2 separate regions of the Homo sapiens genome follow, and region 2 is linked to region 1. A link is a loop called in an ENCODE intact Hi-C map of the cell type or tissue named here. Cell type or tissue: chondrocyte. All regions are shown on one strand. Links, peaks and the distances in the headings refer to the core of each region. The heading gives the core; the rest is flanking DNA. Region 1 overlaps CAPN9 (calpain 9). Region 2 overlaps C1orf198 (chromosome 1 open reading frame 198).

Region 1 (16,357 bases), core at 6,219-11,218:
GGGAGGCTGAGGTAGGAGGATTGCTTGAGCATGGGAAATTGAGGCTGCAGTCAGCTGTGGTCACACCACTAATACTCCAATCTGGATGACAGAGCAAGACCCTGTATCAAAAAAAAAAAAAAAAAAAAAAAAAAAGCCTGAGTCTCAGGGCAAGGTCTGAGACTCTCCATTTCTAACCAGCTTCTGGGGTGGGGGCTGCTGAGATTTCCTGGAGTGCCTTAGATCCATGATTCTGAAATTCACCCTTATTCTTAATTCTAAATCAACTCCTAGGTCTTAAAAATAGGACCATATTCTCAGGTCCTCTGATTTCAAGATTCCCTGGGGTAAGCCCCAGATGCGGGACTATTTTAAAGCTCTGCAGGTGGTTCTACTGTACAGAGGAAGACTCAGTCTGGTTTTCCCAAACTGCCTCCAACATAGGAATCATCTGAGGAGCTTAGGACAATTCCAGGAGTTGGTTCTGACCCTCAGGGAAGCTGGGAAACCACTGCCTTGCCCTGCCCAGCTTTTCATGCGCTTTCCTGGGTTGGGATGTCTCTCAAGTTAGGCTCTCTCCTAGTTGGGCTGGCATGTCCCTAAAACATGTGACATATGAGACACATAGCTGCAGCTACACAGGAGATAGGTACATCTGCCCACAGCAGGGTCCTGAAGGCTGGTCTGTCACTGGAGCCAAATGAAGCTCAGAACTGATTTAAAACAAAAATAAACTATAAAAGAAGGTGCCAAGGGCTATAACAAACAATTGTCTCCACTTCAACAGGACATGGAGGTGACAGCAGAGGAACTTGAGTATGTTTTAAATGCTGTGCTGCAAAAGAGTAAGTGCCAACCCCATCGGGGTCCTGGGGCACCTATGGAGGGACAAGCGACCACACTGCCTGGGTCCCCTCCCTGCTCCTCCGAGCCGCAGATCTGCTTCCCAGGGCTGATTTGTAGGTAGACTTTAAAAATAGCTTTCATTGTTTGTTTTCCTGATTCCAAAAACGATGCAGGTTTATAGTAGAAAATTCTTAAAAATGCAGAAAAGCCTAATGACAAAGATAGTCACAAATGATCTCACCACCATAAATAACCACTCTTAACATATGTGTATCTGCATGTATGTACATGTGTGTCATATGCGTAGACATATAATGTTAGAATGTTTCATCACTCCAACAAGAAACCCTTTACCCATTAACAGTGTTAACCCTGTACCCATTTCCCCCAGCCCCAGGCAACCACTCATCTACTTTCTCTATAGATTCTATTTACATATTCTGAATATTTTATATAAAAGGAATCATAGGCCGGGTGCGGTGGCTCACGCCTGTAATCCCAGCACTTTGGGAGGCCGAGACAGGCGGATCACCTAGGTCAGGAGTTCAAGACCAGCCTGGTCAACATGGTGAAACCCCATCTCTACTAAAAATAAACACACACACACACAATCAGCCAGGTGTGGTTGTGGGCACCTGTAATCCCAGCTGCTCGGGAAGCTGTGGCAGGAGAATTGCTTAAACCTGGGAGGTGGAGTTTGCAGTGAACCAAGATCACACCGTTGCACTCCAGGCTGGGCAACAGAGCAATACTCCGTTTCAGGGGGAAAAAAAGGAATCATACAATATGTGGTCCTTTCTGACTGGCTTTTCTCACATGGTGTGATGTTTTCCAGGTCCATCCATGCTGTAGCATGTATCAATGTCTCATTCCTTCTTACAGCCAGACAACATTCCATCGTATGGATGGGCCCTGTTCTGTTTATTCATTCATCTATTGGTGGCCACGTGGGTTGTTACCGGTTTTTGGTCATTATGAATAATGCAACTGTAAACACTCCTATACAAGTTTTTTGGGTGGGCATGTGTTTTTACTTCTCCTGGGTATATAGTTATGAGGATGGTTCCATCACAATGCAACAGTCTATGGTTACATGGTGGCATAACCATCCTCTTAATTATATGTTTAGTTAAGAGGATTGCTTAACTCTATGTTTAATGTTTTTAAAAACTATCCAACTGTTTTCTAAAGTGACTATTTCACATTTTCACCAGCAGCAGTATGGGAGTACAAATTTCTCCAACAAATTTAAATCCTGCCATTAAATATGCTGCAAAAACATGATTCCTAAGGGTCGTATAATACTTCATTATATAGACATAGCCTAAGGTATTGACCATGCCTCTCTATTGGTCATTATTTCACTTCCAAATTTTTGCCACTATAAATAATATGATGACAAAAATCTTCATATGTTATTCTTTGCTCGGGGTTCTTAGAACTAGAATAAATGGATGAAGGCGTATTCCCACTTTTATTGCTTTTTTCACATTTAGCCAATTTTCCTTCTGAAAGGTCATGTTAACTTCTACTCCTACCAGCATCATAAGAGAGTAGCCACATCACAGCCCCCAACAGCCCTGGATTTAGCCACATTATTGGGCTTTCAGCAGATGGGTACATAGGTTTATCTTATCGGGTCAACTGAATTCAGCTTTCATGTGCAATTTCAGAAAAGGACATCAAATTCAAGAAGCTAAGCCTGATCTCCTGTAAAAACATCATTTCCCTGATGGACGTATCCTTCCAAATATTTGAGCAGAAATAGACATGGATCCTGGGCTTTAAGCACAGTAGAGTAATCTTCAATAGTGCAGACTCTCCAAGAACATGACATCCTTAGCCAGCAGAATAGTCTTCTTCACAGAAAATAACCCAAAGCTGGGGGACCCCCATGCTGAAATTGGATCAGAATCAAGATGCACAAGACTGCCTAGTGGTGGGGGTGGGGAGCTTTTGAAGGGACTTGGGGGTCTTCTTGCCACTTTGGGATCCCATCCAAGGGAACAGAGTTCTGTTTTTGTGAACTTTCCGGGACCACCCCCATTCCACTTCTGCCGTTTCCCCTCTTCAGAGATTTGTGGTTTAATCATTAAAACCACTTCCCCAGGGCCCCAAACCTGTGCACCCAGGCCAGCCCATCGGCCCTCCCCCTCTGCAGTCCCAGAGCTGAGGTCCCACGAGGAGCCTCAGGTTGAAACACTGCTCATGTCTCCCTTAACCCACATGGCACAGACCAGCGGCAATGGGAAGCTGGAGTTTGATGAATTCAAAGTGTTCTGGGACAAGCTGAAGCAGTGGATTGTATGTAACCTGGAGCAGGGCTTGGCCTCTGGGGGACCCAGTGAACCTAGAGCAGAGGGGATTTAAAATGGTGCAGCAGGCTGCAGGCTATAGGCTAGAGGAATTGTATTCGGACAGGGGAGAAGGGAAAACAGCATCATGCTATTCCGATGCTTACGGGAGTACCACCGTGCTTCCACCCAAGACGAAAAGGAAGACAAAAGGGAGACCGACTTCTTTTGGAAGGCCCAGTCCAACTGTGGCCTCTGCGGCCCCTAGAGGGTAGCTCCCCCGGGCTGGCTGTCACCCATTTACTGCCATCAGCGATGCCTTTCAGGCACGCTCCTTCTCAAGGCTTCTGCTCTCCACCCTTTAGAACCTTTTCCTTCGGTTTGATGCTGACAAGTCCGGCACCATGTCTACCTATGAACTACGGACTGCACTGAAAGCTGCAGGTAAAGAAAAGACTGGAGTACAGGTGGCTGACTGCATGCCAGGTACTGCCTGTGGGCAACCTGAGCAGATGGCAGGTCTTCTCTCTGCTGCCCAGGAGGTGGGCCTCTGAGCCCAGTTGGTGATTCTTAAGGTCACGGCCCTTGGAGTGGTGGCACCAGGGTTCAGACCCAGGACTCACTTCCTGACACCAGGGCCCTCATTTTAAACCACTGTGAACATTGGTAGAAACTTTTTAAATGTATCTGCTAAAAATGAACTTGGCCTGCCCTCTGGAGGCCTCATAGCCTCTGACCATGTTTTCTGGCCCAGTACTTAACACATGGCTCTTTGGTGGCAAGCTGCAGTGATTCCAAACTTCTCATTTCTGCTCTCAGATGGTTGTTATCGTGGATGAGACAGAGCATGCAGCACCCATGGTTTGGGGTCCGCACGTCCCTCTGCCACCTGTGGCCCTGTCCCGGGTTTTATCAGCATCAGACTCTGAATCCAAAATGGATGACTGCATCATAGTTTATACCCTGCTCCCTTACCCAAAGGCTGGGCTCCAGGTGGCATTTCCCACTCTTGTCCGGTGCTGGATGGCTGTCGGCATCTCTGTGGTCCCATGTCCTGCACACACAACCGTAGTTTCCACGAGCGCTCTGCAGACCTCCCGCCTGCCGGGCTGCCTGCGCTTCTCACCAAGCACACCTCACAGATAGGGGCCTCCTGAACCTTTTAAAGTGGTTCTCTCCCAGGGAAAGCAAAATCTGGAAACATGTCCAGGCTCAGGCCTGATAAAAGGATGAAGTATACACAGCCAGGACCATCTCGGGTCCTATGTGAGGGAGAAGAAAATCAGATGATTTATAAATGAGCAAAGTGCCAGGCTGAGAAGGGGCGCCTGATTTTCTTAGGGGATGATGACTCTGTTTCCATGGTAGGAGGAGGAACTGAGCAGGGGACAAAGGGAGCACTCAGAGAGGAGGGGCATGGCTGTGTCTTTCCTACCCTGACGTGGTGTGGGGAGAATCGCCCCTCATCCCCCTCCTCTAGCCCCAAACATCAGGATTCTGGCCAAGGCTGGCAGCCAGCACTGCCGTGCAGGCTCCAGGGACTCTGTGCTCTGTGTCTGACCTGCCTGCTCCTCTGCTGGAATTAGGAAGAAGCAGAAAGACCCTGGGTGGATTTCTGAACAATCCTGTGAACACCTCCTAGAAAGTGAACATGTAGACAAAAATGAAAGGGGGAAAGAAATCACTTCTAAGGGCACTAATTAGAAATCAAAGCACTGGCCAGGTGTGGTGGCTCACACCTGTAATGCTAGCACTTTGGGAGGCCTAGGTGGGTGGATCATGAGGTCAGGAGTTTGAGATCAGCCTGGCCAACATGATGAAACCCCGCCTCTACTAAAAATACAAAATTAACCAGTTGTGGTGGCAGGTGCCTGTAGTCCCAGCTACTCAGGAGGCTGCAGCAGAAGAATCACTTGAAATCAGAAGGCAGAAGTTGCACTGAGCCGAGATTGCACCACTGCACTCCAGCCTGGGCAACAAGAGTGAAACTCCATCTCAAAAAAAAAAATCTAAATATCAAATCCAGAAGGAAGTTCACTTTGTCTAAACTCCTCATTTGACAATGAGGAAACCAAAGCCCAGAGAACTGAACCCATATGCCACGGCTGGAGCAGTGCCAGGGCTCAGATCCAAGCCTCCTGGCTATAGCCTGTCATTCTTCCCCCATCGTGGATGTGTAGGAATGGGCCCTGGCAGAGTATCATTCTCCGTGGGCAGCAGCATCCCCTCCAAGAAACTTTCTAGGGCCACAGCTGGAAGTGACCTGAGACATAGAACGCGAGGGGAGGCTGGTGTAGGAATGAACTTGGGGCTCAGACACCACCCAGTGTTAAGTTCCCCCAAACAAAGCTTCCTGTAAAGTCAGCGAGACTCTATGGGTGATGTTAGCATCAAAATTAAGATCACAAACTCGCTAAACTCAGAAGCCATTAAACACAGAAAGCACGCCTGAGAGTCCCCCGCACACTCGCCCCTGCACCACAGATTCACACTCTCACGCTGCATTCACACCAAGGGCAGCAGTCCCACTGGGTCTGGGGACCCCAGCTTTGAGGAGTGAAACAGTGGCTTCCTCTTCTGAGCCCTCTCCTCAGCTGCCTGGGAGCTCCCTCAAAGGTGCAGACTCACCTCGGGGCTCGGATACAGCGAGTCCTGGGTCTCCTCCTTTGTCCCCACAGGCTTTCAGCTGAGCAGCCACCTCCTGCAGCTGATTGTGCTCAGGTATGCGGATGAGGAGCTCCAGCTGGACTTCGATGACTTCCTCAACTGCCTGGTCCGGCTGGAGAATGCGAGCCGTAAGTGTCCAGCGAGGCTGAGGGTGCACCTCGGGGTGGCATCTTCAGTCACCCTCCATGAGCGCATGAGAAACAGCCTGGTTAAAGTAATGGCAAAGATAGACCACAGAGAGCCATGGTCTGATGTGTGTGGACCCATGGGCCTGTGCGGTTAGCTAAGGAGCAGAATGTGCCAGCCTCCCCTGCAGCACGTTTCTTAGCATCGCCTTTCTTTATACATTCACAGTGCCTCTGTGGGAGGATGATGGGCTGGGGCAGGTTTGTGCCTTGTGTTTGAGGAAAGGTTCAATTGCAGGTCAAATCCCATCATAGCATATAGAAACAGGAGAGTCTCAGTCCCCCTTCCTCCCCCCTTCCCCGCCCTGTAAGCCCTAGACATTGACCCAGTTATCTCAAATAAGATTTGTTACACCACAAATAGAGAGGGATTATGTGCCCGTGCGCTTCAGTGTTTGCAGTTTATTGTCATAGCCATCCTGCCCCTCAAAGGTGGTTTTGAAGGTGAGGCTGAGTGAAGCATGTCCAGGGCCTGTAACTCAGTACTGGAGTGGCTATGAGGACATGCCCTGTGTGCAGGTGCCAAAGGACCCGTGCCCTCAAGGGTGCCTCGTGCTTGGTTTAATGTTCTGGCGTTTCCATCTTGAAAGTCTTCACAACTTAGGAGCAGGGGGCCCCGCATTTCCATTTTGTCCTGCTTGGTATTTTCTAATCTATGTTCCATAGGCCACTTCGAGGTATGAATACTTGATTAAAAAAAAAAAAAAGGCAGGGGGCTGGGCACAGTGGCTCACGCCTGTAATCCCAGCACTTTGGGAGGTTGAGGCAGTTGGATCGTGAGGTCAGGAGCTCGAGACCAGCTCATAGCGAAACTTTGTCTCTACTAAAAATACAAAAAATTAGTCAAATGTGGTGGTATGCACCTGTAATCCCAGCTACTCGGGAGGCTGAGGCAGGAGAACCCCTTGAACCTGGGAGGTGGAGGTTGCAGTGAGCTGAGGTTTGCCACTGCACTCCAGCCTGGGCAACAGTGGGAGACTCCATCTCAAAAATATAAATAAATAAATAAATAAATAAATAAATAAATAAATAAATAATAAAATTAAATTAAATTAAAATAAAAAGGTGAGGGCTGTGACCCTTGGTTATCAGCATGATAGCTCCCTCTGCTTCTTTGGTAATAGAACACTAATTACTTGCCTGAAGCACAGCCCCTCTAGACTCTAAGCTCCAGGAGAGCCGTAATTTCTGGACAATCAATGAGTATGTGTTGATTAAGGAATGATGAGAGAAAATCAGAGACAGACCAGCAGGCCCCAAAGGGTCTAGTATATCAAGCCAGGAAGCCGGCTTTCCCTAAGGGGTTACTGGTAGCTAGTGAGAGGTGCATTCTAGAAAGACCCCTCCTGAAACAGAATCCGTTATTAGACTTACAGGGTGGTCAGAGCTGACCCTAGAAATAATGAGATTTGCTAGTTTCTCTTCTCTCCATTGCTCTTTCCCTTTCTAAACCACCCAGGTGTAATCCTTCCCAGAACGGGGGGTGGGAGTGCCTCAGCTTTTCTTATAGTAGAGGAATATTAGGGTGAAGACCCTTTAGGCTTAACACCATCCACTCTGGCATCCTCACATTAGATTTGCCTGGAGAACTTTTAGAATTACCAAGGATGGAGCTTTGCTGCAGTATTATTTTAACTTTTTATTGTAAGAATGTCAACCCTCCAGTTAGATATAAAGAATCATAATAGGTTCCCATGCACTCCACATCAGCACTTCTCAAACTTCGCTGTACATTACAATCTCCAGGGGTGCCTAAAGAAATGCTGATGACCAGGCTGCACAGTTGACCAATTCTGTTAGAATCTCAGGGGTGGCACACAGCATTGGGAGTTACGCAAATTCGCCAGGTGTTTCCAGACCTTTACACCCAACCTCAACAATTACCATCTTGCTAACTTTTCCCTTGTGCTCCCGCAACACATACATTTTCCCCCTAAATAATTTAATAGCAGATCTCAGAAACTCTGTCCATTCATCTGAGTATCTCCAGCTGATAGACTTGTTTTTAGCATCATCTTCATACCATTTGCACACCTAACGAAATTCTCAGCAAACCCTCAACATTCTCTAGTGCCCGGTTCATGCCCAAGTCTTCCAGGCCACCTTTTTACAGTTGCTTGGTTGACTCAGGATCCACACAAGACCCAGTCACCATGTTTGGTTGTTGGGTCTCTTCCATTTCTTGTGTCCAGTGATGGTCCCCCACCCCGCTTTGGGTTGTATTATTAAAGCTACCCGAGAGATTCTCAAGTGAAGCCAGGGCTGATTGGCTCGACCTCGTCTTCTGAAGGTGAGGAGGCTGAGGCCCCAAGAGGGCAGTGACTTGCTCAGGTGCACTCAGGTCACTACACCATGCGGTAGACCCAGCCCCCAGCTCAGTGCTGGCACGCTCTCCTGTGCCACTCTGTCCTCTGACAGCACCCACGGCACCTTCCTACAAGGGCGAGACTAACAACTTTCAGATTCATGCAAAACTTTACGTGCGTGTGCTTTTTTTCTGGGGCCTATGGATTTCAAGGGCCCTGTACCCCCCAGAAGGTTAAGATAGGGGCGTTGCTTTGGCTCCAGGAGCTGCTGGCCGGCTGACTGGCTTAGGTGACCACTGGCTTGCTACAGGACTGGATGCCTCCATCCGTTCAGAGAAGTTCACCTTCAGCCCGCCCTTGATGAGAGTCCCATCGCCGCCCTTGATGAAAGTCCTTGTTTACCACCAGATGGAGCAGCTTCCCCACAGGCTCCACTGGAAGGCCCTTTGGTCGCTGGGAAACAAACTTGGTAAAGGAATTGTCTTTAAAAGGATGCCTTTCCCCCTTCTCTCCTATCAGGGGTGTTCCAGGCTCTCAGTACAAAGAACAAGGAGTTCATTCATCTCAATATAAATGAGGTATGGCCAATCCAGACCCTCTGCTCAGGGACCCAGCTGGGGCCCAGCAGAGTCCACGCTGCATAGATGTTTGCCGAATGCTTGATTTCATGCAAGGGCTGACATCTAGCTGTGGGAGTGATTATAACAAAATAGCTAATATTTTTGAGATACTATTTATCAAGTAATCAATTAAGCCATTACAATAATTCTGTGAGCTAAGTACCAATAGTATCCCCATTTTGCAGGGTGGAAACTGAGGCATAGAGAGATTAATCACCTTGACTTGAGTGAGTGAGCAGACTCTGCCTTCTTGTCCTTCTCTTCCTTCTGTCATTTGGGTAACTTAGCCTGCCTGCCTTCCAGCTGCCAGTTTGCTCACTCTCCCTTGCTCATGTTGTCCCGTGGTTCCCATGACACTCCCCCAGACTCCAATAAGTACAAAACTGGCCAGTTACCGGGGCCATTGTAGCAATGACGGGGGTGGGAGACCATGGGTCTGAGTGTCAGAGGTATGGGAGAAGGATTCCAGGGGGTTTCAATCACCCTCTCCCCAGAGGATCCCAGTGGACCCATCTGCTCACAGGGAGGTCCATGGGCCAGCAGCAGCATAGGCATCACTTAGGAGAGAGCGTTGGAAATGCAGAGTGCCAGGCCCTGCCCCAGACCTGCTGAATGGAAGTCGTCTTTCACAGGACCCCACTGATTCCTGTGCACATGAAGCTTGGGAACGCTCTTGAGACATTCTCCTGCCCAAAGGCAGAGGGGAAACTGTGGAGCAGTTTCCTTCAATGGTTCTGTAATTTTTATCTCCCTTTTCCTTCTTTCCCTCCCTGTATCTTTCTTTCCAGGTCTGCTTTCTCTTCTACCTAACAACTCTGAAGCCAGGCAGCCTGTGGCTCCTCCCCAGTCTCTGGAGTTTCTCCTCTCCACCAATTTCCATACTCACAGTCACAGCCAGCTCATTTCCAAATTCATTAGTAACTTTGGGTTTGGATAACATTTAATTGAATATTTCAAGATGAAGAGGTTGATGACAGTATGTGTTTTAGAGGATTGTACCTCCTCCCCTCTTTTGTGCTCTGATTTCGATTAAGCAGGCTGCTCGGTGCCTCAGTTTAACCATTTACAGAAAGAGACATAGGCCTTAATATTACACCCAAAGCTTTGCTTTATAATAATATCATATAATTTGGCAATTATGTTGACTCACCACTAATTTTCTCAAGTGTGTATCTCAGATCCCTGGACGCATTATTATTTCATTGAGCCAATTACGTATTATTACGGTGAGCCAAATGGGGATACTATTGGTACTTAGCTCACAGAATTATTGTAATGGCTTAATTGATTACTTCATAAATAGTATCTCAAAAATATTAGCTATTTTGTTATAATCACTCCCACAGAAACTAGGCATTTTTCTTCTCTAGTTTTGTCTTTCAACTTCAGCATGTAGGACACATGTAATAACTATACCTCCTTTGATCAATCCAAGATTCCAAAGAAAGATGTGCACACACAAATTATTCTTTTATGAAAATAAGAGGAAGCTGGGCATGGTGGTGTGCACCTGCAGTCCCAGCTATTTGGGAGGCCTAGGCGGGAGGATTGCTTGAGGCCAGGGGTTTGAGCATGCAGTGAGCTATGATCTCGCCACTGCACTCCAGCCTGGAAGAGAGTGATAGCAAGACCCTGTCTCTTAAAAAAGAAAGGAATTTGTAATCCCAGCACTCTGGGAGGCTGAGGCGGGTGAATCACGAGGTCAGGAGATCGAGACCATCCTGGCTAACACGGTGAAACCCCATCTCTACTAAAAATACAAAAAATTAGCCTGGCATGGTGGCGGGCGCCTGTAGTCCCAGCTACTCGGGAGGCTGAGGCAGGAGAATGGCATGAACCCGGGAGGTGGAGCTTACAGTGAGCCAAGATTGTGCCACTGCACTCCAGCCTGGGCGACAGAGTGAGACTCCATCAAAAGAAAGAAGGAAAGAAGGAAAAGAAAGAAAAGAAAGAAAAATAAGAAAGAAAGAAGAAAGAAAGAAAGAAAGAAAGAAAGAAAGAAAGAAAGAAAGAAAGAAAGAAAGAAAGAAAGAAAGAAAGAAAGGAAAAACAAGAGAGACCCCTAGGTCCACCTTTATTTATCATTTACTTTAAGGTAAATGATAAGTAATGTCACTAAAAAACATGAGGAAGTGTGATGGCTGCCCCTGGTCCATGGTGGAAGGAGACAGTGGGAAGGTTTGTTACTCAGCGGCCCCCTGGCTAGTCAAAGGCTCCAGAGCACCAGCAGTGTGGAGGAAGTATTCCAGTGCTGCAGCTTCAAGGTAGAAGTGTGGACACCTCTAACGCAAGTGTCCACAGGTGTAGGGGCTGGAATAGGCTCCTGCCCTGCCCCATATCATCACCCTGCAGTACAACAGTGAAAACCATTGCATTCTCTCCCTCTAAACCTACCATCTTTACATCTGGCTGCATGTTAGCATCACCTGGGGAGATTTAAAAATCCTGATACCCCAGCCACTCCCTAGATCAATTAAATCTGAATCTCTGGAGGTGAGGCCCAAGCATTGTTTTTCTTTAATCCCCTTGGTGAGTCCAGTGTGCAGCCAGGTCTGAAGTATCCATGTTTTAAAGTCCCTCTCCTTTTCCCCTGACCCATCCTAGGAAGCAACAGGAGATTTTCCTGGCTGAGTTGGCCTCACCTGCAATCACTTTCCTAAAAAGGCCTGTGCACCTTTCATTACAGTAGCTCTCATACTATATACACTGTGCCCAGGAAGGAGGACAGAGAAGGGAGAAAAAAACCATCTCATATAATCACGTTGCCCCAAGTCACCATGCTGTAATAAACAAGCTGTTGGGAAGGAGGAGGCAGGGTGGACTCGGGAGAGAAAATGAGGAGGAATTCCATGCTACTTCTCCTTCAGCTCACTTGTAACACCCCCCAGCTATGGAACCTGCTTCCACTTCCTGCAGCCCCTCCAGGGTGGAGGGCCACCTCTCTCCCAAAGGTGAGAGGACCCCTCATCAACAAGGAAAAGTCACTTAATACTGCCCTGCCCAAGATGCTTCAGCGAGGCTGTCCTCTTAACAGGGAGAAAGCACATTTTCCCGTCTCTGTCTTACCAACTGTGCTTGATATGAGCTCACTTGGAAAGGACTCAGGTCCTCCAGAAAATGTCAAGTGCTGAGAATTCATTTATTTTCTTTAAATGGTTTCCTGCTGAGACAGACATCCAAGTTGGCAGGCAAAATGATCAAATAGCAGATCTCCTGTGATATCAGCAAACTGGGGCCACTCCTGAGGCTGAGGCTGGAAGGGACATGGAAGGACAACGACCCCTCATCTCTCTCTCTCTCTTCCCAGTTCATCCATTTGACAATGAACATCTGAGGCTGCCTTGTAGAGATGCAGCCTGCCCAGCTGAATCTTGGCTTCTGGACCTTGACCTTCAGAACTTCTCTTGGTGTGGAACCATTACGCCCAGGGTTCACTCCCCTCTCATCGTCCGGCCTTCTCCCTTCATCTTGATCTGGGAAGAATGAAATGAACTCAGCTACACTCTCTGATTTTGTGCTACTCCTTTGTAAAGTCACTGCCTTAAGGGGGCTGATGGCGCCACCTGTGCCTTACATCCAGGTTCAGGCATCACTAGCTTTCCCACACTCTACTTTCCTTATTTCCTTCCATTAAGAATTACTCAGAGTTCTAACGCACAGAATCCTGACTTCCATGTAGCTCCAGTCATTGTGATCAGACATCCTTTATAAAACATGTTTTTATAAATGTGTATGTGGAATAAGATGAGGAGGAAAAGGAGTGAGGTCATAATTTAGCATTTCTGCATCATAAGTGTGCTTCCTTATCAGGGAAGACATCAGGTAGTTCCGATAATTGGACAAGAGTGGATCTCCGATAAGAGTGGATCAAGGTGACAATCTCTACCTCCTCCTACGAGAGGTGGTAACTAAAACAGTCACTATCCAGTCCAGACATTCTTTGTGTCTGAAGACTTTGGGTCAGAAAAGCTGAATGATATTATTTCTTCTCAAGGAGTCCAGATTCTGGTGAGGTTTGATCTTACTCATCCCCAACATGATGGGGGAAAACAGACCCGAGAATCCTCATTATAGCTCACTAGTGCTGAACAGGAGTATCCACTGAACTAGAATAATGGGAGGTAACATGAGAAGATACTGGCTCAATACATGCCAAGCCCCACATTCTTACTGGTACACTTGTGGCAGATGAGGTGGAGGATGGGAGCGGGAGATACCGAGAGGGAAAGAGGGAGAATGGCTGGGATGAAGATCAAGTTAGAAGTGGAGGCTGAGCATGGTGGCTTACACCTGTAATCCCAGCACTTTGTGAGGCCAAGGTGGGAGGATCACCTGAGGTCAGGAGTTCAAGACCAGCCTGGCCAACATGGCAAAACCCAATCTCTACTAAAAATACAAAAATTAGCTGGGCGTGGTGGCGGGTGCCTGTAATCCCAGCTACTCAGGATGCCGAGGCAGGAGAATCACTTGAACCCAGGAGGCAGAGGTTGCAGCCTGGCGACAAGAGCGAGACTCAGTCTCAAAAAAAAAAGAAGTGGAGCTTCATCAGAACCCTGTCCCTGATCGTGGCCAAGGTACCATGATCTTCTCCTTTACCTTCCAGCCCTTCCCTGGGTTCACGCAGCAGTGGATGCAGGACAAGAGCCCTCTCTCAGGAGCAGGCTTAGGACCAAGGCTCTGTGCTGGGGCACGCCAGTACAACCCCAGACATGCCATCTCCTGTGCTCGGCCTGTGCCCACTCTCATCGATGCACACTGCTGCCATATTGTTTGTTAGATGTCGTGAACACTAGCCCTGCTCACAGGTAAAACTTGGAAGGGGACTCACCATATGAGCTTCTTTGTCTAGTGTCACTCCCACAGGGTGCCTTTAGGCCTTTATGTCCAGGAGCACATAACTGTCTCTCACTGATTTTTCCTCTGCTTGAAAGGTACCCAGGAAATGAAGTTTATGAACTGGGCGTCCTGTTTTCTTTCCATCCATATGTCCCTGGGAAAGTTATTAAACTCTCTGAGACTTAGTTTCCTCCACTCACAAGGATGGTAATTTCTGCCTCACTGAGATCTTATGATGAATAAATGAAATTGTAAGTAGAAGGTGCCAGGCACAGTACTTGACACATAACAGGCCCTCAGTGCAACTAAGGCCCACTGTTGTGAACCAGTGTTTTCTTAAATGTCTAAAAGAGTTACATACTATCACATGCTTTCGGTTTACCTCTGTTCTTCATTGCAAGAATCCAAGAATTATAGAACCAGTCTTGAAGGAGAGTTCAATAGAGCTCTACAGACTATTATATGATCATGAGTTGAGAACAAAAAAAAGTGTATGAATTTAGCTTCTATTTGTTTCTGAATTACATGGTCTGATACTGACACCCAGAAACAAAGGAAGATGTTTCACATGCATGAGTTTGATTAACTATAATTAAAGTGATTTTGTAGCTTATAATTCAAACCAACAGCTTTTGAGTGTGAAAGGAATAATATTAGTTATTACACCAGGACAATAGATGTAAACTGGAGCTGTCCTAGGAAAATTGCGATTTATGGCCATTCACATTATGTCTATCACCACCTGCATAATATATGCTTTAGGTCTTGGCACCAAAATATTCGTGCCCTACTACCTTTAAATTAAACAGTGGCTGGGCATGGTGGCTCACGCCTGTAATCCCAGCACTTTCAGAGGTCAAGGCGAGCAGATCACGAGGTCAGGAGTTCGTGACCAGCCTGGTCAATGTGGTGAAACCCCATCTCTGCTAAAAATACAAAAATCAGCTGGGTGTAGTGGTGCGTGCCTGTAGTCCCAGCTACTCAGGAGGCTGAGGCAGAAGAATCGCTTGAACCCAGGAGGTGGAGGTTGCAGTGAGCCAAGATCGTGCCACTGCTCTCCAGCCTGAGGGACAGAGCAAGACTCCATCTCAAAAAAATAAAAAATACAAAAAAAAAAAGAGAGAGAGAAAACAAAATAACTGGGTGTGGTGGTGCATGCCTGTAATCACAGCTACTAGGGAGGCTGAAGCAGGATAATTGCTTGAACCCAGGAGGCGGAGGTTGCAGTGAGCCGAGATCGTGCCACTGCACTCCAGCCTGGGTGACAGAACGAGACTTTCTCAAAAATAAAAATAAAAATAAATTAATTAAACAATAGTATACACAAGCTATCTAACGCTACTGCTTCACACCAAAATCACATGAAATACAAAGAGATACACACCTAGACACATCAAAGTCAAACTGTTGGGAAAAAAAGAGAAAATCTGAAAAGCAGCTTGAGAAAAATGACTCATCATGAACAGGGAACAATGCAATTAGCAACTGACTTCTCATCAGAAATGACAGACGACAGAAGGCAGTAGAATGACATTCCAAGTGCCAAAGGAAAAATCTTTCAATCAAGAATTCTGTTTTTCCACTAGAACTGCAAAAATGAAAGCACAATAAAGATATTCCCAGTTAAACAAAGACTGAGAGAATTCATTATTAGCTGACCTGCCACTGGAAAAATATTAAAGGATGTATTTCAGGGTGAAAGGAAATAAAACTAGATGAGACTGTGGATCTGTAGAAAGAAATGAAGAGCACTCAAAAGGATATCTGTGGGTAAATGTAAAAGACTATATAAACGTGTTATCTTCCATTCTAATTTTGTTTGAAGACATTAGATTATATAAAGCATTAATTATTGTACTATGTTGTTGGATTTATAACAATAGAGAGATATATTATAAAGGAGAGAGGAAGAAACAAAGTATTGTAGCAATATTTCTATATTTTCTTAGAATTAAGTCAGTATTACCTCAGGTAATGATATTAGATATTAGATGGTTATAAATTAAGATGCAGATTGTAATCTACAGAGCAACCACTAAGAAAATAACTCAAAAATACAGTAAGATAGCAGAGGAATCAAAGCAGAATACTTAAAAAAAATGTTTAGCACAAAAGCCGTAAGGGAAGAACAGATTTTAAAAATAAGACATAGAAACAAAATGGCATACCTTAATCCAGCCATGCTGATAATAATATTAAATATGAATAAAAACTACAATCAAAAGGCAGTGATTGTCAAAATGGATAAAAAAGCAAGATTCAATTGTACACTATCTACAAGAGATACTTCATACAAAAAGACAAAAGTTGGAAGTAAAAGGATGAAAAAGAGAGTACCATGCAAATACTGGCAATAAGAGAGCTTGAGTGCCTACATCAATATCTGAGAAAATAAAATTTAAGACAAGAAATATTATTAGAGAGAAGAAATGATATTACAGTATCATAAAGGGTCAATACATTAGGAATATATAATAATTACAAGTGTGATGGTACCTAATAGTAGAGTCTCAAAATTATGAAGCAAAAATTGATATAATTGAAAGAAGAAACAGATTATTCAGACTTAACAATTATAGTTAGAGAGTTCAATAACCCATTTTTAATAACTGATAGGACAACTA
Region 2 (16,357 bases), core at 6,281-11,280, 51 kb after region 1:
AATGATAAAGATATTCCTTCAAATATAAAACAAACATCACACACAAACACAACAAAAAAGAACTTGTAAAGTTGAGAAAGTAAACATAGTGTGGAAAGAATGTGAAGCTTATTTCTTTCAGATCTTGTGAAAGGTTATGAAGTGATTTTCCCAAACTCTAAGCTCAGCCTCCGGGGCTCAAGCGATCCTCTTGCCTCGGCCTCCCACGTAGCTGGGACTACAGGCATGCACCAGGCGTGCACCACAAGGCCTGGTTTAATGTCATTCTTCTTTCAGGGGAAAGGGCTTAACTGACAGGTCCCCTCTTGTGAGCATGGGCTGTCTCAAGCTGCTGCTGTTTTCATAAAACTTCTGACTGGCTTCCACTCAGCAGCCTGTTTCTGATGTCCCTTTCCTCCAGCCTAACACCGGCAGGCATTTACCTGGTGCGCCAAGGTCTTCTTGAGCAAAGAAACCTTGACTCTCCACCCTCCAAGCAGCCGGCCAGCAGAAAATGCATACATGGCGGCAAGAGCAGGCAATGGGCTAATGGGCTTGCCCTTGACACCTGTCTCAGGCCCAGTTTGGCTACATGTGAGACTGGTGCAGAGTGAGGCAAAACATGCAGAATGGAAGGAGTGCAATCCAGTTTTCCTTGTTCTGGTTTCCTTCCAGTTTCTTAAATGCAGTGGCATTTCACTGTGCTTTACTCAGAAATCTGTTCTCTCAAAGGAATTTCATGTGCTGTCTCCTACTCTCCACTGCCCACACAGAAACACGTTCCTGCTTCTCTTTAGAGTGGGGACTATCACCTATTTTATGGAAATACTTCTTTCAGAGGAAGCCCTCAGTGCCGAGTCTCAGAGAAAGAGTGCTGGTTAGGGAGGCAGGGAACTGAGCCTGTCTGTAAGGAGGAGCTGATGGGCAGGAGGATGTGAGACAGAAAACAGAACGGAGAGATGGGCAGGTACCGGAGAAGGCAGGAAACAAGAGGGCTGAAAGCACTAGCTTAAGAAGGTGCAGAAACACGAAGAGGACAGGCTAGAGCACTGATGTGGAGCCGAGGTGGGCAGAAGGTACTAGCACCGCTGGATCCTCCCTCCTCGGGAGGACAGCACGTGCAGCCATCTGCCGAGGGAGGTGTGGAAGTACTGGAAACCTGCTCTGGGGGACATTCAATGTTATCAGTGATGATCTCAACTCAACAACAAAATAACCAAAAATTTAAAAATGGGCAAGGGACCATTGGACATTTCTCCAAAGAAGATACACAGATGGCCAATAAGCACATGAAATGAGGCTCAACATCATTCACGATCATGGACAGGCAAGTCTAAACCACGGTGAGACACCACCTCATACCCCTTCGCATGGCACCAGCAAAGACACAGAAAATAACAAGTGTTGCAAGGGAGTGGAGAAACGCGAACCCACATTGATGGGAATGTAAAATGACGCAGCTGCTGTGGCGAACAGTATGCAGGTTCTTCAAAAAAGTAGAAATAGAACCACCATGTGATCCAGCAATTCTACATCTGGGTATGCACCCAGGAGAAGGGAAAGCAGGGGCTGGAAGACTTATTTGTACATACACGTTCACAGCAGCACTATTCCTAACAGACAACAATAGCCAGAAGGTGGAAGCAACCCAAGTGTCTGTCGATGGATGAGTGGATACACAAAATGTGGTCTAACCACACGATGGAATATTAGCCTTAGAAGGCAATTCTACACTTGCTACAACATGAATGAGCCTTGAAGACGTCACATTAAGTAAAGTAAGTCAGTCACAAAAGGGTAAATACTATATGGTGCTACTTATATGAGGTACCTAGAGGAGTCAAATTCACAGACACAGAAAGTGGAATGGTGGTTGCCAGGAGCTTGCGGGGAGGGATGAATGAGAAGTTAGTGTTGAACGGGTCCAGAGCTTTAGTTCTGCAGGATGAAAGGAGTTCTGGAGATGGATGGTAGTGATGGTTACACAGCATTGAGAATGTACTGAAATGCCACCAAATTTATACTGTAAAATGGTTAAAATGGTAAATGTTTGTATATTTTACCATAATAAAAACTTTTAAAATTCAGTATATGGAACCAGCCCAAATGCCCACCAATCAATGAGTGGATAAAGAAACTGTGGTATATATATACGATGGAATACTACTCAGCCAAAAAAGGAATGAATTAATGGCATCTGCAGCGACCTGGATGTAATTGGAGACTATTATTCTAAGTGAAGTAACTCAGGAATGGAAAATCAAACATCATATGTTCTCACTCATAAGTGGGAGCTAAGCTATGAGGATGCAAAGGCATAAGAATGACACAATGGACTTTGGGGACTCGGGGAAAGAGTGGGAGGTGGGTGAGGGATAAAAAACTACAAATTGGGTTCAGTGTCCACTGCTCGGGTGATGGGTGCACCAAAATCTCACACATCACCACTAAAGAACTTATGTCACCAAATACCACCCAAAACCTATGGAAATAAAAAATTTAAAAAATAAAAATTAAAAAAAAAAAGAGTGACCCACAAGAACCAAGGAGTCTCAAGGGCCAGAGGAGGATGGGTGAGGCTACCATGGAGGCAACTGCATCCTGGGCTCACTCCTCAGCAAGGCAGCCAGGAGCCCAGCGAGGCCCACAGAGGGGCAAGACCCAGTGAGGCCTCTCAAGTGTGCCTGCCTGCTTTGCCAACAGGCAGCTCCCCTGGCCCAAATCCAGACCAGTCCTAAAGAACAGACCATTGCCTCTATGGACAGCTCCCAAAAAGAAGGCCCAACACAGCTTTGAGCTGTGACAGCCCTGGGCGCAGCGCCTTCCAGGGGCCTCTTCTGATAGCAGCCCGCGCACTGGGGAAAGCGCAGTGGGCCACGGAACCCTGACTGGTAAACAAATTAGGGCACCCAGATGGACTCGCAAAACTTGTCTTGTTGCATATTTGTTGGTGGCTCAGCACCCTGAGCCTAGGCATCCTCTGAGGAAGAGGCAGGGGAAGGAGAAGAAAAAGAGCATGGGCACCTGTGGCCTGCCTGCTTTGTGGGGGACCCTCTCGGTTCCCGTGGAATAAGGCACCATCCCATCTGAGGACGCGCTGGTAAAGGCCACTCACCTGTGCAAACTTGGGTTCCGAGAACAGGGTGTCTTCCCCATCGTCCTGCCTGACATCAGGAGATGGCAGCTTCCCCTCGAGCTGGGAGGGGGCAGCCTCGTGCAGTGCACTGCTGAAGGCCTGGACAGGCTGGGGTCTCTCACGTTCGGTGCTCACGTTGGGAAGAGGACGCTGCTCCTGACGGAGGGTGCTGGGCCTTTCCACCTTGGCCTCCCTGTCCTTCGGGGCAGGTTCCTGCCGGTAGCAGGGAGGCAAGACCTTTTCCCCCTTCTCCATGGACTTGATCTGGCTAGGGGTCAGCGACTGGAACTCGGCCTCAGGCCCCTCCCCTCGGGACCGCTCAGCATTGATCTTCCAGAATGACGCTTCCTCCTCCTTCCTGGTGGGGCCCAGGGCGTCCAGGCTGGAGGACCTGCTGCCTTGGGAGGACTTGAGGGCCTGGGAGCCCTGGGAAGCTTTGGACAGTGGTCTGGGCTCGCTGGCGGCGGTGCCGTTGCTCGGCTCCTGGATGGATAGGGCGGAGATACTGAACTCCATCTGACTCTAGGGTGGGACATGAGAAAGGACAGAAAAAAGAAAGAGATCCTGAGAATCGACCGTCACAAGTGTGCCAGCTCACGCACCCCTCCTCAGCATAAGGACGCACACCAGCCACACACGAGTTGTTGCCCATGTGCTGGAACTGTCTGTCCTGAGTGGTGGGTATGGTCAGGACTCCCATCGCACACCTGAAATGCATCAGAAGCTTAAATGCCAAGGCCGGGTGACAGAGTGTGGGTGGTGGTCCCCTCCCAAATCTCATGTCGAACTGTAATCCCCAGTGCTGGAGGTGAGGCCTCGTGGGAGGTGTCTGGATCACAGGGGCGGATGTTGTCTTCATGATGGTGACTTCATGGCTTGGTGCTGTCTTCATGATAGTGAGTCCTCATGAGATCTGGTCGTTTAAAAGGGTGTGGCACCTCCCCCTGACTCTCTCCCTCTTGCTCCTGCTCTGCCATGTGAGATACCTGCTCTCCTCCGCCTTCCACCATGAGCCACAGCCCCCTGAGGCCTCCCCAGAAGCCAAGCAGATGCCGATGCCATGTTTCCTGTGCAGCCCGCAGAACCGTGAGCCAATTAAACCTCCTCTCTTTATAAATTACCCAGTCTCAGGTATTTCTTTAAAACAACACAAGAACACACTGATACACTCCCTCATGCACTATGCTACATGCAGCTCAAGATATCTGAGTATTACCGATGAGTAAGGGCTCTCTGCCTGGTAAACAGGGCACCCTCCTGTCTCCTCCAGTGTGGTTCTAGCACCTTCCTGGCAGGTGACGACCCTCATTGGGAGGATAACGAGGAAAGGTGCACACTGCAACAAAAGGCCACATCGCAGCCAGGGTCAGAACCCAGCCTCAGATCACAAACACCCAGAGGGCAGGGCAGGGCCTGGCACCCATCACAGCCTATGCCCCACATCTGAGCACCCACAAAATGCTTTCCTTGATCTGGATGCTGCTAACCACAGTGATCTCTAAAAATGACACTGCTGAGCTGTTTTGACCAACAAAATCATTACATGGCAACCTAAACCTCCTCTTTGGAGTAGAATGTTGTCTTCCAAGCTCTGCAGAACAAGCAATTTGTAATCTCAATCATTTCTAAAATCAATTCTGAAGACTTCTCTCTTCCCTCACCATTTCTACTCCCTCATATTTCCCTGCCTCTTTCTAAAATAAATTAATACGCCAGATGTGGTGGCTCACGCCTATAATCCTAGCACTTTGGGAGGCTAAGGATAGAAAATCGCTTGAGCCCAGTTTGAGACCAGCCTGGGCAACAAGTGAGACCCCTTCTCTACTAAAAATTAAAAAAATTAAAAAAAAAAAAAAAAAAGGCCAGGCATGATGACACACGCCTGTGGTCCCCAGCTACTCAATATGCTGAGGTGGGAGGATTGCTTGAGCCTGGGAGGTCAAGGCTGCAGTGAGCCACGATTGCATCACTGCATTCCAGCCTGGGCAACAGAGCAAGACCCTGTCTCAAAAAATATACTAAAAATAGGCCAGGCACGATGGCTCACGCCTGTAATCCCAGCATTTTGGGAGGCGAGGCAGGCGGATCATCTGAGGTCAGGAGTTTCAGAGCAGCCTGACCAACATGGAGAAACCCCCTCTCTAATAAAAATACAAAATTAGCCAGGCGTGGTGGCAGGAGCCTGTAATCCCATCTACTCAGGAAGGCTGAGGCAGGAGAATCGCTTGAACCCGGGAAGTGGAGGTTGCGGTGAGCCAAGATCACGTCATTGCACTCCAGCCTGGGCAACAAGAATGAAACTCCATTTCAAAAAATAAAAGAAAAGAAAAGAACAAAGAAAATATACATTAAAAATAAATAAATAAAAGTAATAAAACTACATGACAGAAAGTTTGGGAAATAGAAAAAAGAAAAAGAATCAGTCACAACCCTTCCCTCCTCCCATAATCACTACTGCTTTTTGTTATTTCTATGTAACCATTTTCATATATGTGTTTTATGAGGCTGTAGTTCTGTTGGGCATGTGATTTGGGGTATTGCTTTTTCACTTAATCATAAGCATCATCCATGTTGCTGTATGGTCATGATAATCATTATTTTTAATGGTTGTAAAAATATTTCAGTAGCTGTCACACCACCTACTTAACCGTTTTCTTATTAACAGACAATTTGCTATTTCTAAGCCTTGTTGTTATAATTAAGGTTGCCATAAACATCTTCATGCATACAATCTTTTCCCCATTTTGGGTTAATTTCTTTAGACAGATTTCTAGAAGTGAAATATCAAAATACAAACAATTTAAACCTTTCCTTTTTATGGTTTTGGATGCATACTATCAAATCTGCTTTCTAGCAGCTGCCCCAATTTCTAATGCCACCAGATGTACATCAGAGTAGCATTTTTAGTCACTGAGTATAATAATTTAAAACTCCCTGTGCTAACTTAAGATACAAAACATGGTTCTTCATGCCTTTCATGCACAGTCTTTCACATAATCAATGGTCTGTTCAGTCCTTTAAGTTTCTGCAGACAGCAGCACTCTCCCAGGATTCTCGCCAATGGGCAGGTGCATATTTGTCAGGGCAAGGATGGAAATACTACTTTTCCTGTGTGAAGTGCAGGTCCTATACATAGAGAGCGGCACATGCTCTCTGAGTCTGAGATTTCTAAAAGTCCAGCTTCCGACGGCTAGATGTCTTCCCTCCAGCCTTGGGAGATGAGATCACGAGGCCATGAAGAATTCAAGTTTAAAACGCACGCCTAGGCTGCCCTGAAGCTCAGTGTTACAGGAAATAAAACCCATGGGCTGGACGCGGTGGCTCACGCCTGTAATCCCAGCACTTTGGAAGGCTGAAGCGGGCAGATCACGAGGTCAGAAGTTTGAGACCAGTCTGACCAACGTGGTGAAACCCCGTCTCTACTAAAAATATAAAAATCAGCCAGGCGGCCGGGCGCGGTGGCTCACGCCTGTAATCCCAGCACTTTGGGAGGCCGAGGCGGGCGGATCACGAGGTCAGGAGATCGAGACCATCCCGGCTAAAACGGTGAAACCCCGTCTCTACTAAAAATACAAAAAATTAGCCGGGCGCGGTGGCGGGCGCCTGTAGTCCCAGCTACTTGGGAGGCTGAGGCAGGAGAATGGCGTGAACCCGGGAGGCGAAGCTTGCAGTGAGCCGAAATCCCGCCACTGCACTCCAGCCTGGGCGACAGAGCGAGACTCCGTCTCAAAAAAAAAAAAAAAAAAAAAAAAAAATCAGCCGGGCATGGCGACGCATGCCTGTAATCCCAGCCACTCAGGAGGCTGAGGCAGGAGAATCGCTTGAACTCAGGAGGCAGAGGTTGCAGTGAGCCGAGATCGCGCCACTGCACTCCAGCCTGGGCAACAGAATGAGACTCTGTCTCAAAAAAAAAAAAAAGAAAAAAAAGAAACAGCCATCAAAGCATTGGTTCTCTGGTTAAAGACAATGTAGATTACTCAGTGTGCCTGATGTATCAGGACTGTTGTTTCTAAATTATTATTATTTTCATTCTACAAATGAGAAAATGGAGAATCGGAGTGATGAATTAAATTGTCCTAGGGTCACTAGCCCATTAGGAGATTGTGCAGCTGGGATTTCAACCTGGATTGAGAGATTCTAAGCCTGAATCCATGGCTGGGCATCCCTGCATTGCAAAACAACAGGTGGCCACCAGGTATGACATCCATGGAAGCTGCCGGGAGCAATGGACACAGTGGGATTTCTTTATGTATGTGTGTGATCTAATTTGATTTTAAAGGACTGTTTCTGAGTGGTGCATTCTGAATACTCTGCATATTTCCAAATTCCACAACAGAATACAGAAAGACTGTGGGATAGAGATGATAGTTTCTTGAAATAGGCAAATCACTAAAAATGGCTCAGAAGTGGGGCCCAACTCAGGGGACAAAGTTGACTTTGATCTGGAAATTGTAGTGTAAGGAAGGCACTTAAAACTGAGCACTTCATCAAACCCCAGGCTTTTTTAGGATCAGCAATTTCTACCATGGGTGTCCCTGCTAAGAAGCCTCTAGAAGGTGAGACAGAACTTCCTGTGTACGTGGAGGGCAGCAGTGGGCAGAGCCAGGGATGCTGGGGGGAAACGCCAGTCACAGTGGTTCCTGGGCTGCTTCAGGGGCGCTGCGGAAGGGAACCGGGCAGCACTTAGCTGGGTGTGACCTCCTCAAACAGAATGACAGAGGTCACTCCCAGCCCTGCTTGGGTAACAGGAGACCTGGAGACCTGGCAACAGCTCTTCAGAGGAGGGTGTCATCTGGCTAGAGAAGAGGGCTTTGCTGGCAGAAGCAGCTACCTAGTTTAGGGGGTCTGGAGGTGACTATGGGGAAGACAAGAACTTAACAAAGAAAAAAGTTCTAAGTCTTTTTCCCTATGTATGTGTATGCTGTTCATAATTTTGCAAATAACGTATAACTACAATCTCCTTTAACAAAACAGCCCTGATGATCTCATGAAGGCAGGGAGTAGAAGAAATAGATACTGCAGGCTGGGAAGGGTGTGTGGGTAGGAAGGGGATGAAGAGAGGTTGGCTAATGAGATAGAAGGAGTAAGTGTTTGCTCTAGTGTTCAACAGCAGAGCGGGGTGACTCCAGTTAAGTGTGTTGTGTATTTTGCAATAGCTATAAGAGAGGATGTAAAATGTTCCCAACACATAGAAATTAAAAATACTCGAAGTGATGGACACCCCAAATACCCTAACTTGAACATACAGTCTCTGATTTCACAAAATATCACATGTACCCTATCAATATTTCAAAATATTGTATATCGAAAAAAAACCTGCCCTTGTCCATCACCCTGCTGGGTGCTAGGCCTCTTCCCCACTGCTTTCCCCAAAGGAAAAGGGTTTGTCATCTAGAATTTCTAAACACAAACCTTTTGGGGTAGGGGAAGAATCTTTTTTCCTGTCTAGATCCGACTCTGCTCAGCTCTAAAAACTCCAGGAACTATAATAAAAACAGACTCTAGCAGGGCCAGGTGGGGGCCCAGGGGAGATCAAGCCCATCTCTCAGGAACTGCAGCCCATCCTGCCCAGGGACCTCATTCTACCCAGGGGGGACCTGTACTGGTATGTGTGCACACAGCACCAGGACAGAGCGAAAAGTGGCTCCAAGCTCATTTTCAAAGACACACCGACATGCAGACCATAGGAAGGCAGAGCCCCTTTTGCCATTTCAAAGTAAGTTTTACTGCTTTTTGCTTCGGTGACTCCACACTGTTGGCCACTCCCCATCTCTTCCAGTCCAGGGCACAGCCTAGACTTTCCTAGAACAAAAGTCCATTTTCTACAGGTGTGGAAAAAGAGCTGGGCTCTTGAGAAAGGAGGTCATGCCAGCCCTCTCCCACGGCACTGAGCAACAGGGAGCCAGGGCTGGCGGGAGGATGAGGCTCATGAAGGGGAGGAACCCATGGGCCATGGGACGCCAACTCATGGGCGCTGGCCACAGACAGAAAGCCGGGGTTTGGGGATGCAACTTAGTGGTCTTCTATAGTCTTTGAGACAGGGGAGATAGGAGAGTCCACAAGGAAGCCGTCCCTCCTGACGGCAACACTGACAGCCCAGCCTCAATGTCCCAAGTGCCCACGGAGGCTCTGCTGGGAGGACTCCCTCCAGCCAGGCCAGGGCTGGGCGTCAGTCACCCCATGCGGGGAACTGGGTCTCAGTTGGCCATGTCTGTTCTAAAAACAGAAGGACCACAACCGAGCCCAGTGTCTATTTTTAACGTCCCACTCACTGAAGAGGAATGTGTAATATTTCAGTAAAAGACGAGTGCAGGCTGCCAAAACTAACTGTTTGGCTTGGCAGCCTCGGACAGATCTAAATTGTTGAGACAAAGGCTACAGAAGCCTTGTCAGAAAAGATCATCATTTACTGGAGCAAATCCTAATACATTCACCAACCACTTAACATCTATTCTTCCCACCTCCCCTCCAAAGAGGGAAGAGGAGGAAGATGAGCAGGAGGATACTAAAAACCTTTAGAATCACAAATTTAGTAGAAGTGGCAGCTGACAGGGACAAACCCAGGGGCCCAAAGAGACGGGGCGTGAACGTAAGCAAACAAACATCCACCCCGTCAGCCTCTAAGGCAAAAAACACCAGCCAGGGAGAACTCAGCTGAGGCCCAACAGGAAATGGGTGCAGAGGTGCACCAGTCCCCAGGGTTGTCAAGGTTAAGGGACAAATAATTGTGTCTGCCATTCTGGGCTCATCATCTCACAGGGACAAAGACGCACCAACAAGGAATTCATCAGCATGATCCCCATTTTTCCTCTATCACAGTGCTTCCTAACGGTAACAGGGAAGAGGGTAACTCTGGAAGCTGCATAGGGCTTAAGAGCCCAGCACTGGGCTTAGGACTGCCTGGTTCACATCTTCACTTTATGCCATAGTTTCCTCATCTGTAAGGTGGGTTGCTGTGAGGATTACACTCTGCAATGCAGGGAGGGTGCTCAGCACAGACCCGGCACGTGGTGAGATTCCTGATTGGGACAACTGTTAAAAGAGGATTTGTGCTGAGTCTGGAGGGCAAGTGGGGCCTTCTCAGGTGGATAGGGGTCAGGGGACGGAGCAAAACACTGAGGTCCAAGAGAACATGGTCCCTGAGGTGGGTGAGAACAGAGCCTGTGGGATGGCAGTGCAGGGCTGAGGGCAGGGCTGAGCGAGTGACGCATCGTCCCACACACATGGAGAGCAGGGAAAGGCCAAGAGCAGGGGCACACAGGGGTCTGCTGTTGTCTCAGGAAGGGGTGAGGCACAGCCCAGAGGAAGGGCAGGAGGGAGGGAGGGGACTGCTGGGCAGAGATGGGGGTCTCGGTGAGAAGCACAGAGACCAAGTTGCGGGTGGGTGGATGCAGCCCCATGGTGTCCTGCCTCTCAGAAGCCCCGTGACTGGTAGTGAGGAGGAACCATTGAGCAGAGCCAATGAATCCTCTATGTCCAGGAACATCCTGCTGGAACAGCCCTTCTGTCCCACCATGGGCAGCAAAGCCCCGAAAGTCACAGATAGACCTGAGCTCCAATTGCTCTCCGCCCACTCGACCTGCCAGGCACCTGACCCCCTGCATCCCGGTGTCCTGACCCACAGCGTGAACAGGGACACCAGCCTCCCAAGGGTGAAAGAATTCAGAGTACACACACATCCCTATCATGGGCACAGCACAGAGGAAGGGCCTGTGCTCATAAATGCTTATGTATCTTCCCAAGGAGGCGTCTGGAAGGCTTCCCTACTCTGGGAATGATCTATATTAGCCCCCCAAGATCTTTTGATACCCATGAAATCAAGGAACCGATCCCCAGCCCAACCTACTTACTGCCCTAATAGGCAGCTGGACATCAGGTGAAGGAAGGGGGTAGCCAGAAAGGAGAAGCAGCCAGACAGCTTGGGGGAGGGGCAAGGCTGGGGACAGGGTCACAACGCCCAGCCAACCAAGAGCCCAGCCAACCAAGGCTGGGGATGGGGTCCCAAGAGCCCAGCCAACTTTGAAGCAGGGCCTGACCTGCCCCAAAGGCATTTTCTCCTCTGAATTCTCCAGCCCAGACCGCCTGGGGAATGTAAAGAATCCTCTCTCCACTCCCTGCCTCCTCCTGTCTGGAGCCTTCTAAGTGCTGAGTTTTTTCCTCTCGAAACAGCAGTAGCATGAGACAGGAATGCAACATTAGGTCCCCACTGGCCCCCTCTCCCCTGGCACGCCTGCCAAGCTGATAGATGAGTGGAAAAGATGACAATCACGACCACCCCCACCCTTCTGGGACAGGCAGGCCTCCCTTCTGTGATGGAAGAAGTCTGGGTAACAGAGGCACCACAGCCACGATCAGCCTCAGAGGAGGCAACCGAGGCAGGGTGGACAGGCTGGAAAACCAGGTGGGTGCACAGCTGCTACTGTGAGGCTGCAGCGAGCTCTCCTGATCAAAGCTGCGTTGCATGGGGGCAGCGACCACAGGTCCCAAGCACAACCGCAGCTCATTCTGTGGAGGTGGAATGGTCATGGGCTGGCCAAGAGAAAGGAACCCATACAGAGGTGCAGCAGTTGGGTGAGAAACCAAAAATCCCTGCGATTCTTAACTCTGCCCATGGCCATGACCTTGGGTCAGGCTTACCCTTGTGTAGGTAGATTCGTCAGGGGATGGAGAAGTCAGAGCTGGGCACTCTGCTGGCATCCACTAAATGTCTGTTGAACTGAATAGCTGAAGAAGGGCATGAGGTTACATCTACCCAACATGTGTACAAATTTGGGTTAAACGTATGGAGAAAATGACTGGAGTGACTCGGTGGCTATAGCTTTTGTGCTGAGTGAGATTTGCCACCAAACACAGCTGTCCACTCACTGAGCTGTTGTTCGAGCACAGAAGTGGCATATGCTCAACTCTGGGCCTGCAGCATAATGTCTGACATAAACGGGGTATACAATAAATATCTACTGGAAAAAAAAAATCAATGAATGATTTCAGAGACAGAAAATAGATGGTGGCTGCCATGGGCTAGTGAGAGTGGGGGGCAGTCATTCTTTAATGGGAACAGAGTTTCAGTCTTGCAAGATGAGTTCTGGAGGTGTGGATTAGCTTGACTTAATCATTCCACAATGTACACACGTATCAAAACATCTTGTTGTACATCATAAATATACACAATTTTTCATTTGTCAATTAAAAAGTAATAATTTTTAAAAAGAGTTCTCGAGATGGATGATGGTGATGTTTACACAAAAATGTGAATGTACTGAATGCCACCAGACTATACACATAAACATGATTAAGATGGAAAATTTTATGTTGTGTGTATTTTGCCACAATTAAAAATAAAACTTAAAAAAATCAATGAGTGATTAATTAAAAATGGAAAGAAATGGCCAAGGTTAACCAAGGAATGAATGACATCATACAATCTTAGATTTAAAATGGGTGCAAACTCTCTGCAGCTCTTCTATCAAGAGGTGCAATCTCTTTCCTCAAACATTGAATCTGGCCCAGCTTGTGCCTTGATTTGACCAGCAGAACAGAGCAGAAGTGATACTATGCAATTGCCCAGCCTAAGCTTCAAAAGAGTCCTCGTAGGCTTCCGTTCCCGCACACGGATCTCTCCACCTCTGTGTGAAGAAGTCCAGGCTGGCTTGCTGGAGACATGTGGCCCAGCTAACAGCCAGCACCAACCAGACACGTGAGCAAGGTTCTCAGAGCACCCAGCTCCCATCAGGCGATCAGATGACACATAAGTGATCCCAGGCAAGGCCAACGGAAGAACAGTCCAGCTGAGCCCTGCTCCGATCATTGACCCACACAATCATGAGCACATAAAATGCTGCTTCAAGCCATTAAGTTTGTTATGCATCTATAGAGAACTGATAGAGTGAGGAAGGCATCAGTTGAGAGGTAACAAGAAATGGGGTCCAAGTCTCCCTCCAGTCCTGCAATTGGAGATTAGGGGGTCCTACCTTCACTAAAGCCACCTCCTGTTTGTGGCTCTCCAATGAAGATCTTATAAGCCTTTAAGTCCTAAGAAGAGTTTGGCAAATCTCTTCAAGCAGGATGGCAGGGCACTCCAGGGTTAAGACAAAGGAGGAATGAGTGATGGGCTTTTTAAAACTCGGCACTGCCTAGTGAAGAAGGAGGAAGGGACAGCTCCCTTGCTCTCTGAGATACGCTCTATTTTGCCCCTAGACGTTTCTAATAGTAAACTATAGTAAGTCTGACCTCGAGAGATCAAACAGGAAGGTGAGGACACAGAGTGAGCCCAACAGTTTGTGAAACAAACTGGAACTCTAATCTAACAGGAGTATGAAATGAAACTGCCAACTCTGAGCTATGAAGACTACACTTTACTAAAAGGATGCAATTTCTGATGGGTGACACATATTAACCAGATTTTAGCAAGCTTCCTCAACTTACACTGGTTCCTAAGGGACCAGATATGCTGGCATCTGTGGACAATGAGCCTCTCAGCACAAGTGTGATTCAAGTGGACTGTACTTGCTCTCTTTTTTCTCGAGATCTTCGCCAGGCACCTGTTTCCCACTCTGGCCCCAGCAGCTGTGCTTGTATCAGTGGCCACTCCAGGAGCTGCACCACCTTGTCCCAGAATGTCATTTATGCCAAGTTAATAAAAGATGAAATGTCCTGTCCCACAAATAGCTGATTCAGGAACATTTAACAAGCTAAATTCTTAAGAGAACAGATGTTCTCGTGGGGAACATGATGAGCTTAGGTCTTAGGACACTTTAACTATTTTTTACTTTCCTTTGCCTTTATCACTATGATATCTTCAAATATAGACCCAGTCCAGGAAAATCTGCACTGCTTTCTGGGTCACCATACCCAAGGCTGCTCATTTCCAACACACAGAGAATCTATCTGGCTATTACCACTAGATATCATCTATAGGATTAGTACTTCTCACAATTACCCATTTTGGGAGCCCATAGAAGAGGAATATTGAGGGCCCTGGCTAAGAATCAATGTAATGATGCACTTTTTACCCACTTATGACTTCCTTTGCAATGTCAGTAGACACAGGATCCAGTGTTGGATTTAGAAGCTATTCCAATTGCAGGCGGCTCCTTAACATCTTGTGCTCTCTCCCAAGACAGTGCTGGTCACCCCTGCAACCCGTACCCGATCCCTAGGGAGACTACATTAATGCCATGCCTTCCCCAAAACCACCTCTTAACTCTAACACTCATCTCAATTGTCCCACGCTCCCACGCCCTGAGGCCAGCTCACTTCACCCAGGGCAATCGGCAATAGCTTACTAAATACTGTCTGTGTGCCAAGAACAGTGTCAGCTGTCCTTGTGTCCATCTGAACCCTTGGGCAATATTTCATTTTAAGACACAGTCGCCAACATGAGGGCCTCTCAGGGTCCTTCATGAACCACTCTGGCCCACCCTCCTCATAGGTCTCCTGCTGGGATGAGGGCTCTGATCAGCAATGATGTGGACAAGTGAAAAACCAAAAAACAAGTGCCTTGAGGTATCAGTATTTAAAAACCCTGATCTGCCCAGCAGTCCGAGCCCTATTCCAGGCTCACCACCGTCTCTGTCTGTAACACACTCTCATGACGTAAAGAACCCTCCAACACACATCACCAAATGTTCCAGAATTCAGAAAATCTTGGTCTTTTATTTCTGTCCCTTGGGTTAAAGACACCTGTCTTTTAGTCATTTTGCTTATGAATGTACTTCTACTGGGGCAACTTAGGAGATGGGGAAAATGAATTAAAATCAGTGAAGCTTGATGCTCTTAAGCAACTCTGGTGATGATGATGATAATGATGAGAAGAAGAATGACTGGGAGACAGAATTAGTGATCCACGTTGGGATGAATTAGCTAAATGGATGTCTATGTCTATCAATCAGCTCGTCACCTCCCATTTGCTCAAAGCTTTGTCTTATGGGGCATCTCCCATCAAGGTGCTAAGTGCTGGGAACCAGAGGTATGAGCAGAGACAGGGCCCCCAAGAGGGCTGGCCCCCTTAACCAAGCTGGCCGGGAGTCCTAGACAATGGGCATCATGGGGCGTCATTGGACCCTGGCAGAAAGCACTACTACTTTGAACTCACTATCACCAAACCACACACAATAGTTTCCTAATTCCTCACCATGCTCCTCCCATCCCCTCCTTTTCTACCAACAATGGACACATCCCCTGCAGCCTGGCAGTCAGGGGGCTGTCTTCTGAGTCCATCAAATGCTGAAAGAAAAATATACAACTACTCAGTTCTTTTTAAAAGAACAAATAGATCTAAATTTAATCCAACTTACCTTTGTTTCCCAGGAGAAAGGGGCAGAGTGCTCATCTTGCCAAGTTAGATCCTGAAATAAAAAATCGAGAATAAGTCTGAAATTCAAACCCAGACATACCCCATGCAAATATCCACCCAGGACCGTGGGGGAACCAAAACTTAGGAATAATCCCAACTCCTGGCTCTAAACAAGCCTGATGCTTTGACACTCTCAATATAATGCGCTGACCGTCTTGATCAGATTGCTCCCTCATCTTTCCCGCTGAGGCTGCCAGACACTCCCCTCCCCAGCCAAACAGACAACAGGGAATGCCGGTGAGGCCCCCCAATGGACTCAGACAGATGAGATGAGTAGGAGTGGATGAGGGCTTGATGGTCTCAGCAGAATCAGGCACAGACTCAGCCCTGAACAATGATTAGCTGTGTGGCCATGGGAAGATGACTCAGCCTTTTTGAGCCTCAGTTTTCTCATTTGTAAAAGCAAAATGATACTTCCCTTGCAGGGCTGTTGTAAGGATTAAATGAGGTAATCTGGGAAAAGAACGCCAAGCCATAATCTGCCAGTCAATGCCAATACAGGAGCTCCCCTCCTCCCCAACAGGCCTACCAGAGAGCTCGAGGGCATGGATCAGCAGAATCAATGAAGAAAAACGCCAATGTAATCCATGTGACTAATTATAACAAGAACTCTGAAATCACTCCCCACCCCCACCAAACAGAACAGGACAGAAAGAGCCCTATAGAACAATCACTACGAATTTGACCTTGGATCCAGTATGTTTTGTTCACTGGCCTGCACAAATGACTTGGGGAAGCCACCTTTCCTTATATCCCACCCTCTACCCGCAGTTATTCCTGTGCTAGCAAATGTCTCATCTGTGTCCAGCTTCGATTGGGTAACTTTTGTTTGTTTGTTGGTTTGTTTTAAGAGATGGGGTCCCAGTATGTTGGCCAGGCTGGACGCAAAC

What was found. A loop is a pair of places that touch in the nucleus more often than their neighbours do. Peaks named below come from ENCODE experiments on the same cell type or tissue, not always from the same donor. Only the 100,000 strongest peaks of a DNase experiment are listed, where the experiment ranks them.
Region 2: it touches region 1 in a loop (5-fold over the local background); 8 of 110 quality-filtered maps call a loop at or near these places.

Annotation. Positions count from the first base shown.
Region 1 is chr1:230,789,366-230,805,722 of GRCh38, forward strand. CAPN9 (calpain 9) reads left to right here. Exons shown (of 20, transcript NM_006615.3): 14 at 767-824; 15 at 2,499-2,563; 16 at 3,061-3,129; 17 at 3,485-3,563; 18 at 5,798-5,914; 19 at 8,797-8,855; 20 at 12,205-12,624. The coding sequence ends at 12,231. It overlaps CAPN9-AS1 (CAPN9 antisense RNA 1), which reads right to left and starts at 5,846. Exons shown (of 2, transcript XR_001738518.2): 1 at 5,748-5,846. LOC124904546 (a long non-coding RNA gene) reads right to left here. Exons shown (of 2, transcript XR_007066937.1): 2 at 12,018-12,370. In chondrocyte, for the core only: CTCF peaks have their summits at 8,697 (motif pointing right) and 8,932; no DNase peak of the experiment used is centred there.
Region 2 is chr1:230,840,260-230,856,616 of GRCh38, forward strand. C1orf198 (chromosome 1 open reading frame 198) reads right to left here. Exons shown (of 4, transcript NM_032800.3): 2 at 15,409-15,459; 3 at 3,095-3,637. Among named protein-coding and RNA genes, the nearest start is that of C1orf198, 20 kb to the right of the region's middle. RefSeq lists enhancers at 8,518-11,976, 14,983-16,182. In chondrocyte, for the core only: a CTCF peak has its summit at 11,135; DNase peaks (open chromatin) are centred at 9,269 and 11,109.